Regions from separate parts of the Homo sapiens genome. Here region 2 is linked to region 1. A link is a contact called in ENCODE Hi-C or POLR2A ChIA-PET data. All regions are on one chromosome and are shown on one strand. The core of a region is the stretch at or near the end of the contact, and the rest is flanking DNA. Distances in the headings are between cores, read along the strand shown. Region 1 holds the start of SELPLG (selectin P ligand). Region 2 holds the start of GLTP (glycolipid transfer protein).

Evidence for each region. A loop is a pair of places that touch in the nucleus more often than their neighbours do. ChIA-PET counts read pairs that join two places held with the same protein, here RNA polymerase II (POLR2A). Pooled maps may share reads with other maps.
Region 2: a map of naive thymus-derived CD4-positive, alpha-beta T cell shows a loop between it and region 1 (5-fold over the local background). The contact joins the promoter of GLTP here to the promoter of SELPLG in region 1. A Hi-C loop is called at or near these places in 1 of 168 maps with a recorded cell type or tissue (naive thymus-derived CD4-positive, alpha-beta T cell), 1 of 37 single-sample maps with no recorded cell type and 5 of 50 pooled maps. POLR2A ChIA-PET finds 5 or more read pairs at or near these places in 1 of 52 experiments (activated CD4-positive, alpha-beta memory T cell).

What each region holds. Positions count from the first base shown.
Region 1 is chr12:108,627,196-108,635,143 of GRCh38, reverse strand. It overlaps SELPLG (selectin P ligand), which reads left to right and starts at 1,250. Exons shown (of 2, transcript NM_003006.4): 1 at 1,250-1,404. It overlaps LOC105369968 (a long non-coding RNA gene), which reads right to left and starts at 6,498. Exons shown (of 3, transcript XR_007063449.1): 1 at 6,395-6,498; 2 at 1-813. RefSeq lists a silencer at 439-488 and enhancers at 1,729-1,778, 3,187-3,336.
Region 2 is chr12:109,876,636-109,884,583 of GRCh38, reverse strand. GLTP (glycolipid transfer protein) reads left to right here and starts at 4,043. Exons shown (of 5, transcript NM_016433.4): 1 at 4,043-4,312. The coding sequence starts at 4,210. LOC124903012 (a long non-coding RNA gene) reads left to right here and starts at 3,183. Exons shown (of 3, transcript XR_007063455.1): 1 at 3,183-3,223; 2 at 3,410-3,469; 3 at 3,577-3,686. It also overlaps a transcript of TCHP not described here. RefSeq lists an enhancer at 2,960-3,461 and a silencer at 3,786-4,335.

The sequences.
Region 1 (7,948 bases), core at 1-2,500:
CCTGAGGTCGAGAGTTCAAGACCAACCAGCCTGACAAACGTGGAGAAACCCCATCTCTACTATAAATACAAAATTAGCCGGGGTGGTGGCACATGCCTGTAATCCCAGATACTCGGGAGGCTGAGGCAGAAGAATAGCTTGAACCCGGGAGGCGGAGGTTGCGGTGAGCCGAGATTGTGCCATTGCACTCCAGCCTGGGCAAAAAGAGTGAAACTCCATCTCAAAAAAAAAAAAAAAAAACAACTTTGTGCAAGGCAAGATATGAGTATCTTTCTGTGCATGTCCTGAGCCCTTGCCTGGTGCAAAGCCGCAGGGCAGATCCTGGGAGACCCCCCTATTCCCTCCCTTCTGGAAGTGTCTGGGTATTCTTAGGCCTCCCAGCCTTTGCCTCTGCTGTGCTCTCTGCCTGGGATGCCCACCTGGCTTGTCATCTCAAGTGCCACTTCTTGGAAGCTCCTCCTGTTAACCTCCCTCCCCCACCCAGGATGGAAGGAGAGGCCCCTCCCTTGCTCACCGCAGGATGGCACTCACTGCGCTGTGTCATTGTGGCATGATGTTCCACCGAATTGTTTACTCGCTGGCCTCCCCATTGGATGGAGGGCTACCAGAGGGCCACAGCCCAGAATTGCTGGCCTTTAGACCTCAGGGCATGCAGTCTGGAGTGCCAGAGTTGGTCAAATGAACAAATTTAGGATGAAGAAATAAGATAAGCAGGACTTGCCCTTGTGGTATCTGTAGTCCAGCTCCCTAGAGAGGCTCTTGGTTGCAGCTGAAAGGGCCTGTGCTGTGCATCTACAGAGAGTGTTTTGAGTCCTGCGAGAAGAAATACACCATATTTGCAAACCCTTTGAAGGTTCATATTTTGTGTTTTTTGCTCCCTGACCACCTCCCACCCCTCCCCACGCCCCACCAATCTTGGGCAAGAAGCGAGACCATTCTCCTTTTTCTCTGGTCACTCCTGTCCTTCAGGGGGCTCCCTCTGGCCCCGACTGTCCATTGCTGCTGAAGTAATGCTGTGGCCTTTCTCAGTTTGGGCCCCACCCAAAACCGAAGAACTTCTCCCCAGAAAGCTTCTACTTGGTTCTCAGTGTTTTCACAGTTATGGGAACCCAAGAACAGTGTCAGACCTAGGAGGTGCCCCACTACCACCCTGTCTTTATCAATGTTGTCACCAAAGCTGTCACAAACAATGGGGTGTGGGCTGTCACATGGCCCTGCCTAAGTAACCACATTCTCGCTTCCTCCTTCCACACACAGCCATTGGGGGTTGCTCGGATCCGGGACTGCCGCAGGGGGTGCCACAGCAGTGCCTGGCAGCGTGGGCTGGGACCTTGTCACTAAAGCAGAGAAGCCACTTCTTCTGGGCCCACGAGGCAGCTGTCCCATGCTCTGCTGAGCACGGTGGTAAGTGCTGGCTTGCAAAACCACAGGGAGTGGCTGGAGGTCCCCATGGGCCAAGGGCCTGCCTTATAGCTGCTGGCAGGCCCGGGTAGGACCGCCAGGCCCTTCTTGAGCTGCAGCACCTGGGGAGGGCAAACTGAGGCTCCTCCGACTCAAGACTAAAGTCTTCCTGGAGTCTGTGGCCTTATTCTGTGACTCTTCTGAATCCTGCTCCTGCCAACTTTTTTTTTCCTTCTTTTTTTGAGACAGGGTCTTACTCTGTCACCCAGGCTGGAGTGCAGTGGCACAATCATGGCTCACTGCAGCCTTAAACTCCTGGGCACAAGTGATCCTCCCACCTCAGCCTCCTGAGTAGCTGGGACTACAGGCGCACATCGCCGCATGCAGCTAATATTTTTACCTTTCCTAGAGATGGGGTCTCACTTTGATGCCGAGGCTGGTCTCAAACTCCTGGCCTCAAGCCTCTTGCGTTGGCCTCCCAAAGTGCTGAAATTACAGGTGTGACCCACCAGCCCCAGCCTCCCATTAACTTACTTCCCTCCCTGGCCAGTTTGCCTGCAGCGTCTGGCTTGGCGGCATTCTGATTTTGAAAATCAGAGAAACCATGAGTGTTTCCCTAGAAATGATCTTATCCTCTCCTTTCCTGGATGGGAAACTGAGGTCGGGAGAGGTGAAGGGATTTGTTTAGGGGCAGAGCTGAGATTAGGTCTGGAAGACTCCAGAAAGTAGGGGGAGTGCAGGATTTCTCTTGAAGCTGCATGTTATGGACGCATAAAAAAGTTCTTTTCAGAGAAAGATGCATTCTTCCCACTTTTTATAAGACTGAGGAAATGACACTTGTCTGTGGCAAACTATTAAAATATTAGAATTAAGATACTATTGTTAGCAAAAGGGAAAACAATAATAATAATAATAATTAGAATATTTGGCTGGGTGCAGTGGCTTACACCTGTAATCCCAGCCCTTTGGGAGGCCGAGGCAGGTGGTTGGCCTGAGCTCAGGAGTTCTAGACCAACCTGGGCAACATGGTGAAACCTCGTCTCTACCAAAAATACAAAAACTTAGCTAGGTGTAGTGGTGTATGCCTGTGGTCTCAGCTACTTGGGAGGCTGAGGTGGGAGGATCACTTGAACCTGGGAGGGGGAGGTCGCAGTAAGCCGAGATTGTGCCACTGCACTCCAACCCGGGTGGCAGAGTGAGACCCTGTCTCAAAAAAAAAAAAATTAGAATACTCTTATTAGTTTGTATTTGAGATACTTTCAGGACACTAAAAGGAAATGGTGGGGGCCAGTTGTGCCCTGCTGTACACACATTCACACACACACACACACACACACACACACACACACACACCCCATATTGTCGATATCTGGGCTTCTGTTGCCTGGAATTCTCTTCCTCTTTCCTCTTTCTTCTGTTTTCCTTTTTTTTCCATCTCTGACTTTGAGGCCCCCAGAGCCAGGCCCCTCAGTGGGCCGGGGCCTCAGAAGGTGGCTCCCAGGCCCTCAGACAGCCCCAGAGTCTCTTCCGAGGCCGTGCCCTGGGTGGTTGATGCCTCCCTCAGCAGGCTTGGCCAGCAGCCAGGGGAGTTAAACCTCAGAGAGCGGAAGGGCTGGGTTGCTAGGCTGGGCCCAGAGTGGGGCATTCAGAGGAGCTGGGGAATCAATCATCCGAGAACCTTGGAGGGTGGACAGTGCCCCTTTTACAGATGAGAAAACTGAGGCTTGAAGGGGAGAAGCAGCTGCCTCTGGCGGCATGGCTTCTGGCTGCAGGATGCCCATGGAGTTCGTGGTGACCCTAGGCCTGTGTCTCGGCTTCCTTTGCTGAACTTGAACAGGAAGATGGCAGTGGGGGCCAGTGGTCTAGAAGGAGATAAGATGGCTGGTGTGTGTGTGTTGGGGGTCTGTGTTTGTTAATCTGTCTGTCTACACAGGGGTGTTTAGAAAACTGTTTAAAGACAGTTGTTCAACTAACCAGATGTAGGTCTCATTGAATTCATTTGTGCCAAGTACCTTACTGCCTCTGGATCAGGCCAGCAAGTTTGGGTTCCAACAGGTGTAACTTGGTTCTTGGTGGGGTGGAGGGTAGGGAGGGGGGTGTAACAAAAAAATCTCAACTAACACTGTGGTTTGCAAGCCACCAAACATTAAACAGATATACAGCATATCTGTGCTATTAACTTTTCATGAGGAGGGCTGGTCACCGTGGCTCATGCCTATAAATCCCAGCACTTTGGGAGGCTGAAGCAGATGGATTGCTTGAGCCCAGGAGTTTGAGACCAACCTGGGCAACATGGGGAAAACCCATCTCTACAAAAAATTTAAAAGTAGCCGGGTCTGGTGGCATGCACCTGTAGTCCTAGCTACTTGGGAGGATCGCTTGAGCCCAGGAGTTCAAGCCTGCAGTGAGCTATGATTGCACCACTGTAGTCGAGCCTGGGCAACAGAGAAAGACCCTATCTCTAAAATTAAATAAATAAATAAACCTTTCATAAGGGCGATGATAAGTGGGAAAAAATGTCTACAGAGACTCCCTGATGTGAGTTGAGGTAGATGACGGAAAGAGGTTGCAAAGTGTCAGCTGGCAAATGTGGTGTGAAAAGTGTGAAGACAGCACGTGCTGTGCAGTTCTGTGCACGTTCCCCTGCCTCAGTCACATGTCCTCTTCTGCAGAGGCATTTAGTGAGGCCCCTGGGGATGCCAGGAGACCCAGGAGAGCTCCTGCCCTCCAAAAACTTGTGGTCTGGTGGGGGCAGCAGAGCAGACAGCCACAGTGGTTGCCAGCCACTGGGGCGAGTGTTGCGAGGGGTGTGTGCCTGCCCATCGGCTGAATCCTGGGCCTGTGGCCTGATCAGCAAGACAGCTGTGGTTCCTGCCTTCTGGAAGTTTAGGAGTCAATGTGAATACATTTTTAGAAAATAAATGAACAGCAGAAATGATTTAAACACGGGAGGTGACTAATCGTGCCTGGGGCAATCTGGAAAGGCTTCTGGGAGGACTCAGCATTTCCCTGGCCCTCTTCAACCCACAACAACCCCATAAAAAGCGGGTGCTACCATTGTCCTTGTATTCCAGCTAAGGAACCCACAGCTCAGAGAGGTGAGGTGAGTTGCCCCAGGTCACACAGCTTCTAAGGGACAGAGCTGGGGATTGACCTGGTTTGATGTGACTCCCAGGGCACAGCAGGGCAGGGCAGGGCCTGTCCTGTCTACCCAGACTTAGATCTGCTGCCTGTGCCTCAGTTATCTGGGGTCTTTCCTTCTCTTGGTGACTACTTGACCCAAACCCTGAGATGCTCAGTCTTTTGAATTTTAGCATTCCAAGATCCTGCCCGCTCTGACCACCAGTTTCAGGATTCTCAGTGCAAGGTTCCTAGCGGCGTGGAGCCCCACGAGGATCTTTCCTGAGCAGCTCAGGGCGGCCACACGGCGGGTTCTCTGGAGCTGGAGTCTGGGCCCCCTGCAGCCTGCTCCTCCACACAGCCTAGATGGGGCCCATATGGGGTCTAGATGGGGCCTGGGCCAGAAGCAGCCTGGTTTTAGGGCGAAAGAGGCAAACGAGCAGTCTCTGACCTACTCTGTTAGGCAAGTGTTGAGACAAATAGGACGTGGTCACTGGAGACGCCTCTGTCGGAGCCCTGCCCTGGCCCCACTTCTGTGGGACTGTTTTTTGGCCTTCCAGGAAGAGGAGAGGTGGAAGGTGGGGCCTGGGAGTGATCCCGCCGCTCCGGGCCTTGCTTGCTAATCAGTGTGATGGCACCGTTAGAGCCAGTGAACACAGGGGTGAGGAGGAATGAGGTCACCAGATAGTGAGAGGATGAAATCATCCCTCCGTGGGAGGGGCTTCCACATATGTCATTTTTATTGTTGTATAATACATTTACTGTAGCAAATATTAAGGAGGTATTATGCTACCTGCCATACACGGTGAGAAAACTCAGCTCCTCCCCCTTCTACCTGTGTGGCCTCAGCTGAGACAAGATCTCTCAGAGCCTCGGGTTTTCTTTTCTTTCATTAAAAAAAATATGTTTTTTTCTTAGAGACAGGGTCTTACTCTGTCACCCAGGCTGGAGTGCAGTGGTGCGATCATAGCTCACTGCAGCCTTGACCTGGGCTCAAGCCATCCTCTGGCCTCAGCCTCCCGAGTAGCTGGGACTACAGGCATCACCAGCATACCTGGCTAATTTTTAATTTTTTTGTAGATATGGGTCTCAGTATGTTGCCCAGGCTGGTCTTGAACCCCTGCCTTCAAGTCATCCTCCTGCCTTGGCCTCCCAAAGTGCTAGGAGTACAAGCTCGAGGCACCGTGCCTGGCTGAGCCTCAGATTTTCTTTCTGTTAGATGGGCTGATGCCTGCTCAGCTGTGGCCTGGCTCCAGGCTGCTGTGTCTTAAAGCCAGTGGGATGGCAGGGACCAGGCTGGGGTGACCAACAACCCCCCACCCCCAGTTTGCCTGGGAGTGAGGGGTTTCTGGGGTTGAGGGACTTTCAGCACTGACACCAGGAACATGTAGGATAAGGTGGTTGCTTTAGACGGGCCCAGGAAAGGAGGTCTGGGCTTTCCGAATGTACCAGGTCTTATCATAACAGGTACGGAGGTCTCTGCTTTCTCAAAGCCCAAACACCCACAGGGGAGGTAGAGAGGCCGCCATCTCCATACCCTCTGAGTCTGAGACCTCCATTTCCTCTGCTCATCTGCCTGCAGCGCCGAAGAGAGTCCTCCAGATAAAGTACCCCCGGCTGGAAGCCAGCGTCTGGGAACTTCCATACACTCATTCAATTCTCATGATGATTTTTTTTAAGCAATATTGCCGGTTTTACAATGAGGAAACTGAGGCTTAGAGAGGGTGAAGCAACCTGCCCGAGTTTACACAGCCGCTAAGTGGGGGCAAATGTGGGATTCAGGCCCCAGCCTCTCCTCCACCCCAGCTGTCTCTGGGTGCAGGAGGCTGTGGGGATGGCTGTAGGGGAAGGGTGGGCAACAGTGACAGCCTACCTGAAGAACTGGGCCCCAGCACCCTCCGTGTTTCTGTGTTATTCTCCCAGCCTCCGGCCTGCTGCAAGTCCGGCCCTGACTCACCAAGATGCCTCCCCCAACCCGGGAACCAGGGAGACCAGGCCTTGCAACTTTGCCCCCACCTTCTCTGCTTCCAGGAAGTGGCTGAGGGCTTTGCCTTCCAGGAACAGAGAACTGCCCAAGTGGGGGTTGGTAGCTGTGAGTGTGCTCATAAGTATGAAATATGTCTCTAGGCTAATGGCTTCTTCCTAAAGTCCCTGCCTCCAGGAAAGTGGGGCCAAGGTTGGGCCGTAGATTCTTCCCCCAGATAAGAACTCTACCCCAAAGAAATTCTGCTGCCCTGAAGGCAAATTGGGAGGCAAAAGTGTGTGTGTGTGTGTGTGTGTGTGTGTGTGTGTGTGTGTGTGTGTTACATTTATTAAGCACCTACTGTAAGCTTGGAACTTTTGTTTTCTTGTTTTGTTTTGAGACAGGGTCTCACTCTGTCGCCCAGGCTGGAGTGCAGTGGTACAATCTCGGCTCACTGCAGTCTCAACCTTCCAGGCTTAAGCGATCCTCCCACATTAGCCTCCCCAGTAGCTGAGACGATAGGTGTGCATCATCATGCCTGGCTAATTTTTCTATTTAAAATTTTTTTATTTTATTTTTGAGGCAGGGTCTTGCTTTGTCACCCAGGCTGGGGTGCAGTGGCATGATCACAGCTCACTGCAGCCTCAATCTCTCCAGGCTCAAGCAATTCTCCCATCTCCGCCTCCTGAGTAGCTGGGACTACAGGGGCACACCACCACTCCTGGCTAATTTTTTGTATTTTGTAGAGACGAGAGACAGGGCTTCACCATGTTGCCCAGGCTGGTCTGGAACTCCTGAGCTCAAGCAATCCACCTGCCTTGGCCTCCCAAAGTCCTCGGATTACAGGAGTGAGCCACCGTGACTGGCCTAATTTTTCTATTTGTGTCGAGATGGGGATCTCACTATGTTGCCCGGGCTGGTCTTGAACTCATGGGCTCAAGTGATCTGCCTGCCTTGGCTTCCCAAAGTCCTGGGATTACAGGCATGAGCCACCATGCCCACCAGCCTGGAACTTTTGAATCTATCCCCTTGTTGCACTGTCTCAACAGCCCTGTGAGATGGGCACTGTTTCTTATCCCAATTTTACAGATGGGAAAACTGAAGCTCAGGGAGGCAAGCATCTGTGTCAAGGTCATACAGCTTGTAAGGGACAGAGCTAGGACTTGAACATCCTTTTTGTCTGACCCCACATCTATGCTTTCAACCCTATGCCCTGCATGGCACCCGGTAAATATGTGGCAGGCCTTTCTGGGGGACATAACTTTCAAGCTCCTCCTTTTTCTTACTCTGCCCTCCCTCTCCCACCCAAGTCCACAAGCCCAGCCTTCTGTCTCCTCAACTAGGTCAGGTGTCTCCTGACGGCCTCATGCCTTCCTGAACCTCACTGGGTTTCAGTCTGATCTTGACCTCTCACCAGCTGTGTGTCTTTGGGCAAGTCACTTCACTTCTCTTAACCTCAGTGTG
Region 2 (7,948 bases), core at 2,794-5,293, 1.2 Mb before region 1:
GAAAAGCTAGCAGCTCTGGGGGATGAGTAGTCAGGTGAAGAGCCTGATAGTTCCATTTATTTGTTTATTTATTTTTTAATTTTAAGAGATGGATTCGGCCGGGTGCAGTGGCTCATGCTTGAAATCCCAGCACTTTGAGAGGCTGAGGCAGGTGGATCATGAGGTCAGGAGATCCAGACCACCCTGGCTAACACGGTGAAATCCTGTCTCTACTAAAAATCAAACAAATTAGCCGGGTGTGGTGGCGGGCGCCTGTAGTCCCAGCTACTCGGGAGGCTGAGGCAGGAGAATGGCGTGAACCCGGAAGGCGGAGCTTGTAGTGAGCTGAGATTGCACCACTGCACTCCAGCCTGGGTGACAGAGTGAGACTCCTTCTCAAAAAAAAGAAAAAAAAAAGATTTTTTCTCATTTTGTTACCCAGGCTGGAGAGCAGTAGCACAATCACCTCACTGCAGCCTCCAACTCCTGGGATCAAGGGGTCCTCCCACTTCAGCCTTCCACATAGCTGGGACTACAAGCACTTGCCATGATGCATGACTAATAGTGCCCTTTTGATGGGCTATGTGGCCCCCAGTTCTCCAAAGTCTCCACCACTCCTCATTGTGTGACACTCAGCCCACAGCACCCATTTATGCTACTAGCCTGGCCCCTGTCACAAGCTATGGGAAAGCAAAAATCCACCCTAGGCCAGGCACTAATCATATTTTTTGGATTGATGAAGGGGTAGATGAATGGATGGATGAACTTTCAAGATGCTGCATTATCTCAGAGCAATGACCTATCTCAGTGCATCAAGCCTATGTTCTATGGCAAGGTGCTTCTTGAATCAGCCATAGTGTCTGAATGGTTTGTTTGGAATGGAAAGTGTTGAGAAATCAGGGTGTTGTCTGATGCCAGAGGTCCCCACATAGGGTGCAATCTCTGTGTGGAATTGATAGAGGCGTCTGACAGGTGGGTGGGGTTCTGGCACTAGGACAGGGTGCGGGGCGGGGCAGTGAGGCTTCAAGGAGATGGTATCATAGGATGCTCGAGGTAGTGAGGTTGGGTGGGGTGGGAACAAGCCTAGTTGATGGCTTGGGATCCTATCAGTAGGAGATCTGACTTGATGGAGCATGTCAGGGTCTGGGTATGAGCAAGAGTTGATGTTAGCTTTATCTTCCCCAGCCCCTCTCACTTCCTGATTCTACCTGGGTCATGGTTTGAAACAACCTCTTCTCTCACCTGCCCTCTGAAAGATTAAAACATTCAGGCTGGGCACAGTGGTTCACACCTATAATCCTAGCACTTTGGGAAGCCAAGGTGGGAGGATCGCTTGAGCCCACGGGTTTAAAAGCAGGCTGGGAAACATAGCAAGACACCATCTTTACCAAAAAAAAAAAAAAAATAGGGTAGCATGTTGGCATGTTCCTGTAGTCCCAGGTACTTGAGAGACTGAGGCGGGAGAATCCCTTGAGCCCAGAAGGTTGAGGCTGCAGGGAGCTGTGATCACACCACTCTAGCCTTGGCTACAGAGTGAGATCCTGTCTCTCAAAAAAAAAAAAAGAAAAAAAAAAGAAAACATTCTATAAGATTCAGCAGAAATGCACTAGTGATTTCTTATTGCCTTTAACATGAAATCCAAACTCTTGGCCAGGCGCGGTGGTTCACACCTGTAATCCCAGCACTTTGGGAGGCTGAGGCGGGCGGATCACAAGGTCAGGAGTTTGAGACCAGCCTGGCCAACATGGTGAAACCCCATCTCTACTAAAAATACAAAAAAATTAGCCAGGCGTGGTGGCAAATGCCTGTAATCCCAGCTACTTGGGAGGCTGAGGCAGAGAATTGCCTGAACCCGGGAGGCGGAGGTTGCAGTGAGCCGAGATTGCACCACCACTGTACTCCAGCCTGGGCGACAGAGTGAGACTCCATCTCAAAAAAAAAAAAAAAAAAAAAAAAATCCAAACTCTTCACCACTCCCTTCCTGCCCCAATATACTCCAGCCTCTGCCCACCTCCCTGACCTCAACTCCTATCACCCTACTCACTCTTGCCCTCACTTACCCATTCCCATTTCCTCCCCTGGCCCCCCGATTCCTTGCACCACACTAAGCTCTTTGTTACCTTAAGGCTTTTGCTCATGTGCCTCACACCCCAAGTCTTTTTTTTTTTTTTTTTTTAGACGGAGTCTCGCTCGCTCTGGCTGGAGTGCAATGGCACGGTCTTGGCTCACTGCAACCTCCACCTCCCTGGTTCAAGCAATTCTCCCTGCCTCAGCCTCCTGAGTAGCTGGGATTACAGGCTCCTGCCACCACACCCAGCTAACTTTTGTATTTGTTAGTAGAGATGGGGTTTCACCATGTTGGCCAGACTCACACCCCAAGTCTTTGACCTGGCTCTATCCTACTTCTCCTCTAGGTCTCAGCTCAAATATCACCTCTTCAGAGGTACTGCTCCCAAACCCCTACATCCGATCTCAGCCAACAGGCTTCAGTCATCCTCCGTCACTACACTGTTTTATTTTCTTCACATACTCATCAGTGTCTGAAGTTGTCTTACCAATTTGTGTATTGCATTGTGTTGTGTTCCCAACCAGATTGTCAGCTCCACAAGGGCAGGGATTTTGCTGTATCATTCACTTTATCCTCAGTGCCCAGTGCAGTGCATGACACATAGTGGTGGAGGGTGGGGGAGGGGTGGGAAGGATGGCAAATGTTTATTCTGGAATGAATAAGAGGCTCTCAACAATGGTGTGTTAGATTTTTGCATAAGCTGGGCATTGGGTTTAGGACATAAGCATCTAGGTGGGTTGTGGCTGAGATGACTTGTGATTCAAGGTGTGAGAAGCTGGACCCTGGGCTGTTGGAGAGACATTAGGTTTGGGAAACAAGTGTCCAGGTTGTGGGTGAATTGGTATAAACTGGGCTGGCTCCAGCTGTTACCAGTAGAAGGTGTCCAGGTACTTGGCATCTTGGAGAAAACACACAAACGAAGCAAGGAAAGCAAAAGCAAGGATTTACTGAGAACGAAAAGTCCACCCCACAGTTTGGGAGCAGGCTTGAGCGTAGAGGCTCAAGAGCTCTGCTTACAGAATTTTCTAGGGTCTCAATACTCTAGAGGTTTCCCATTGGTTACTTGGTGAATATTCTATGTAAATGAAGAGAATGAAGTGAAGTCACAGAGTCATTTACTCAGAATGTGCCCTATTGCAAATGGAGAGGATGTGCAAATGGAGAGGATGTTACTTGGTGGGAGAGGATGAATGTGAAGTTACAAAGTATAAATGGAGAGGATGTTTCTTGGAGTGTGTGGTCTGTGTAAATGGAGAGGATGAATGTGAAGTTACAAAGTGTAAAGGGCGTGAATGGAGAGGATGAAGTGAAGTTGCAAAGCCGTTTACATTCCTGTCATTGCTAAGGTGCTTTTTGATTTAGGTCTAGGAAGTCAGCCTTATGTTCCCTGCCTCCAGGCCCTATTTTTCTGCCTCACAACAGGTAACATCAGACTGTTGAGGGCAGACTGGACCCCAGATTTCGGGAAGCAGGAGTTGTCCAGCAGGGCAGTGGCTGAGTTAGACTGTGACTTCAGCAGTGTTCAACAGGTATAAGGTCATTGAAGACCAAGAATCAAGCAATCGAGCGTCCTCGTCGGTTGTAGCGAAAGAGAACCGTGACCAACAGGAGAGCAGTGTCCACCCAGGTCACTTGGGGTTACTGGGGTACAATTTTGGGGGAAACGGGGGTCCTGGGGAGCGTTGGCTGGGTGGGGCTGTAACCCGAGCTGGTGGGCGGGTTGTGAGCTGTGACCTGGCCCGAGTCGGCCCGCCCGGATTGGGGGGCCAAACCGGGGGCGGCGGGAGGCACACCTGGGGAAGACTCACCTGGGAGCGGCTCACTTGGGCCCTCCGGGACCCATGAACCGGCGCACCTCCTCTGCGTCCCGCCCCCGGCCGGCCCCCCGGCCAATGGGGGCGCGGAGACCTCGGCGGCGGGCGCGGATTGGGAGCCGGTGAGCGGGGGCGGGGCGGCGCGCCCGGCAGTTTAGGCGCTCGGCCGGCGGGCGGCGCTGAGCGCTCGGCTACGAGGGCGCCGTGCGGGCGGAAGTGGCGACGCTGGCGTCCCCGGAGCCTGCGGCGGGCGGCTGTGACGGCCCCGGCGCTGACGGCGGCGGCCGGGGGGGCGGTGTCGACGCCCGCGGCGCCGGCTGGGGCATCACCGCGGGCCTCGACCCCGAAATGGCGCTGCTGGCCGAACACTTGCTGAAGCCGCTGCCCGCGGACAAGCAGATCGAGACCGGGCCCTTCCTCGAGGCGGTGTCCCACCTGCCGCCCTTCTTCGGTGAGCCGGAATGGAGGGGGGAGGCGGCCCGCAGCCCCACGCGCACCCGAATCCTCCTTCCCCCGAGCATCCCCTAACCATCTCTGCCCTAGACACCCCTAAGTACTGTTTCCCCAGGCACCCAAGATCCTCTTTCCCTCCACTCACCCTAAATTCTCCCTTTCCCGGACCACTCCCAAGTCCTCTCCGCTCTAAACATGTCACATCCTGCCTGTCCTCCCCAAATCCTCCCTCTCCCTAGACACCTCACAGTCCTACATATCCCCCAAATGCCCCCTGATCATCCGTGCCCCCAACACGGATGATCTTCCATCTCCCTTAGGCATTCTGTAATCCACCATCTCCCCCAAAGCCTCCTGCCCCTTCTTCCCCAAAGTCCTTCATCCCTGGCGCTTTCTGATGGCTCTCAACTCGCTCCCCTTACAATGAATCCCCCCATTTCATAAGCCTTCTCTTTGAACGCTTCCAGCCTCTCCCTCATGGGACCTACAAACCCTTCCTTCTTCCCTCAGAATTCGCCCATTCCAGATCAAAGACTCCCATCTCCCCCTCCAAGGGTAGGAAGCCTGGTGAGGCGGGGACAAGGAGAGGGTTTTGAAGATGGAGTTGCAAAATTCCAGGGCCTCTTTCTAGGGGAAACCACCTAAAGTTTTTCCTCCTTTTAGGACAGGGGTGAGGGTTGTCGGGGGAGCTGTTTTGTGAGGTGACATCAGACATACAGAGCTTGGCACCAATTCCTCCCTCAGTTTGGGCTCTACGAGAGGAAGCCCCTCCCCTGTATGTCGTGTGGAAGTTCCTGGGCGCATTGGGAAGGCGGTCCACTTTCAGACCCTCTTCCCGCACTCCCTCAGCCTAGCCCAGTCCAGCCAAGGCCCCAGATGGAAAATGGGAACTAGAAGCCAGCACCACTGCCCCTGCCCTTTGCCTTTTGGGTCCCGGGTAAAGGGTGCAACCTGAGCCTCTATTCTCCTTCTCCATGTGGGCTCTGTCCTGTCCTGCTGGTTCACTTGGTGGCCTTGCAGGAAAATACCAGCCCCCAGGGCAGAGTCCACCTGAAACCCAAAGACAGGAGATCTTAAGACAGTCCGACTTAGTGGGCAAAGAAGGCTTGTTAGGGGTGGTAGTTCCCACAGTGTCCTGAGCTCTGGGATGGTTGTGGTTACCTGGAGGCTATAGTTCCCCTCCTTCACCTCGTGAGCCTCAGTGTCCCCAGCTGTGAAACGGGGATGCTGATCTCCTAGGGCAGCTGTGAGGAGTCGATGAGGTGGTGTGTGTAAAGTACCGAGGCCGTAAGTGCCAAATAGGTCTTCGCTGTAGGGGGTGTGGTTTTAAGTTCCTGAATCCAGTTTTGGTTCCTTGCTAGAGTGATTAATCGGTGTTTGAGGGAGTGCAATTGTCTGGTGTGTATGATTCCCAGACCTGGGTAAGCAACCTGAGAGCAAGGGCTTGGTTTTTTACATCCACTCTGTGTCCTCAGTGCCCAGAACAGTGCCTGGCACATAGCAGATGCTCAGTCAATACTGCTGAATGCACAAAACTTTCTTATTATCAGTGTCACAGTCTTGAGATAATACTGACTCTCCAGGTGGGGGCTTGGGAGCGAACCAGCTCTAGCATTGAAAAGTTGTTTAATTTTGTGATGTTGTTGGTTGTTGTTGTTTTTTTTTTGCTTGCTTGTTTCCTCTTTGGTTGCAGGAATAGTTCCAAGTCAGAGCCAGCTTGCCCTGGACAGGGATTCAGAATCCATTTAAGCCAGTGGTTCTCAACTGAGGGCAGTTTTGCCCCTTAGGGTACATCTGACAATGCCTGGAGGCATTTTTGTTGCAACTGAGTTGGGGGATGGGGCACGGGGTGTCTTGTGAGTAGAGGCCAGGGAGCTGCTCAGTATCCTACAGTGCACAGAACAGTCCTGCCACAACAAAGAATGATCCAGCCCCAAACATGAGCAGTGTCAAAGGTGGAGAAATCCCAGGTTAAACTCTGTGGCTTTTTCTTTCCTTATTTTCAGCGAGGTTGCACATCCGTTCTGTATTTGGGGGTATCATCATTTGATGCAATTATCTGGCTGGTTTTGGAGGAAAGAGGGAGGTGGCAAGCCAGAGCCAGCAGTCATCTGGTGCCAGGGCTAAAGAGCATCTCCTCCTCCCTTTCCTTGGTCTCAAAGGACCCTTGTCTTTGTTGCAATCCCTGTGCTGTGGGGTGTCACATCTGTTGACAGAAGTACCATTTATACAGAAGCCGCAGTGGGGTTGGTCCACAATGGGTTAACCACCACAGGGCCCTCTGCCCACCAGAGCTGTTTACTGTTCACCAAAGAGGCTGATTCTTAGGACTCTAAAGAAAAAAAAAGTGATAGTTCGTTTGAACCATTATTCTCTTCTGTGGGGGGAGGAGAATTGCTCCTGAAGGTTGAAGACTTAAGCTTTAGGAGGATTCTTCCACGAGTGACTTTTCTCTGGGACGTCTGATCAAGATCATTTGTCGGCTGTGATGCAGGGGCTTTTTCTAGATCTTGGGAGCGTCTGGTCACCGGGATGATCTGGGTGGTGTGTGTGTCTCTTGAATGGAGCTGCTCTGGGGTGAGGGACACCAGGAGTGTGAAACGCCTTGCAGCTACAGTTTCCTCCAAGTCAGGGATTTTCCACCATGGCACTTGCCAACATTTGGGGCTGGCTCATTCTTTGTGGTGGTGGGGCTGTCCTGTGCATTGTAAGATGTTTAGCAGCATTCCCGGCCTCTACCTACCAGACGCCAGTAGCACCCCCTCCCCAGATTGTGACAACCTAAACTATCCCCAGGGAGGCAAAATCACCTCTGAGAACCATAGCTCTAGATATAAATATGACTCAGAGCCAAAAGCTGTGTTTTTAAAAAGTATTTAATTCTGCAAGGAAGATCTGTCAATTGGAGGAAAACTGAGCAAATACAAATGATATATAAAAATTTCCCCGTCACTCACTGAGCCCTTACTATGTGCTAAGTACTCTATGTAGATTAGTTCATTCAATTGTCTGACAACATTTGAGGTAGAGTTTTGAAGAAAGAATCTCTGCTGGGATTTCAGAATATTTTCCTTCCAAACTCATTTACATCGGTCTTTTTGGGGAAAAAAAAGTATGGGCTGGTGCGGTGGCTCACGCCTGTAATCCCAGTACTTTGGGAGGCCAAGGTGGGCGGATCTCTTGAGGTCAGGAGTTTGAGACCAGCCTGGGCAACATGGCGAAACCCTGTCTCTACCAAAAGTACAGAAAATTAGCTGGGTGTTGAGGTGCACACCTGTAGTTCCAGCTACGCAGGAGGCTGAGGTGGGAGGATCACTTGAGCTTGGGACGCCTAAGTTGCAGTGAGCTGAGATTATGCCACTGTACTCCAGTTTGGGTGACACAGCAAGATCCTGTCTCAAAAAAAGAAAGAAAGAAAGAAAATCTACATAAAGCCTATTTCTTGCTCATTACTGGTTGACAGAGTGAGACCCTGTCTCAAATAAATAAATAAACAAATAAGTATAACCTGCTTTTTCTACCCAACAATATAGCATAACCATCTTTTCATGTCAGTCCTTTTCTGTCTTTCCTTTTCTTTCTTCCTTTTCCTTCCTTCCTTCCTCTTTCTTTCCTTCCTTTCCTTCTTTCTTTT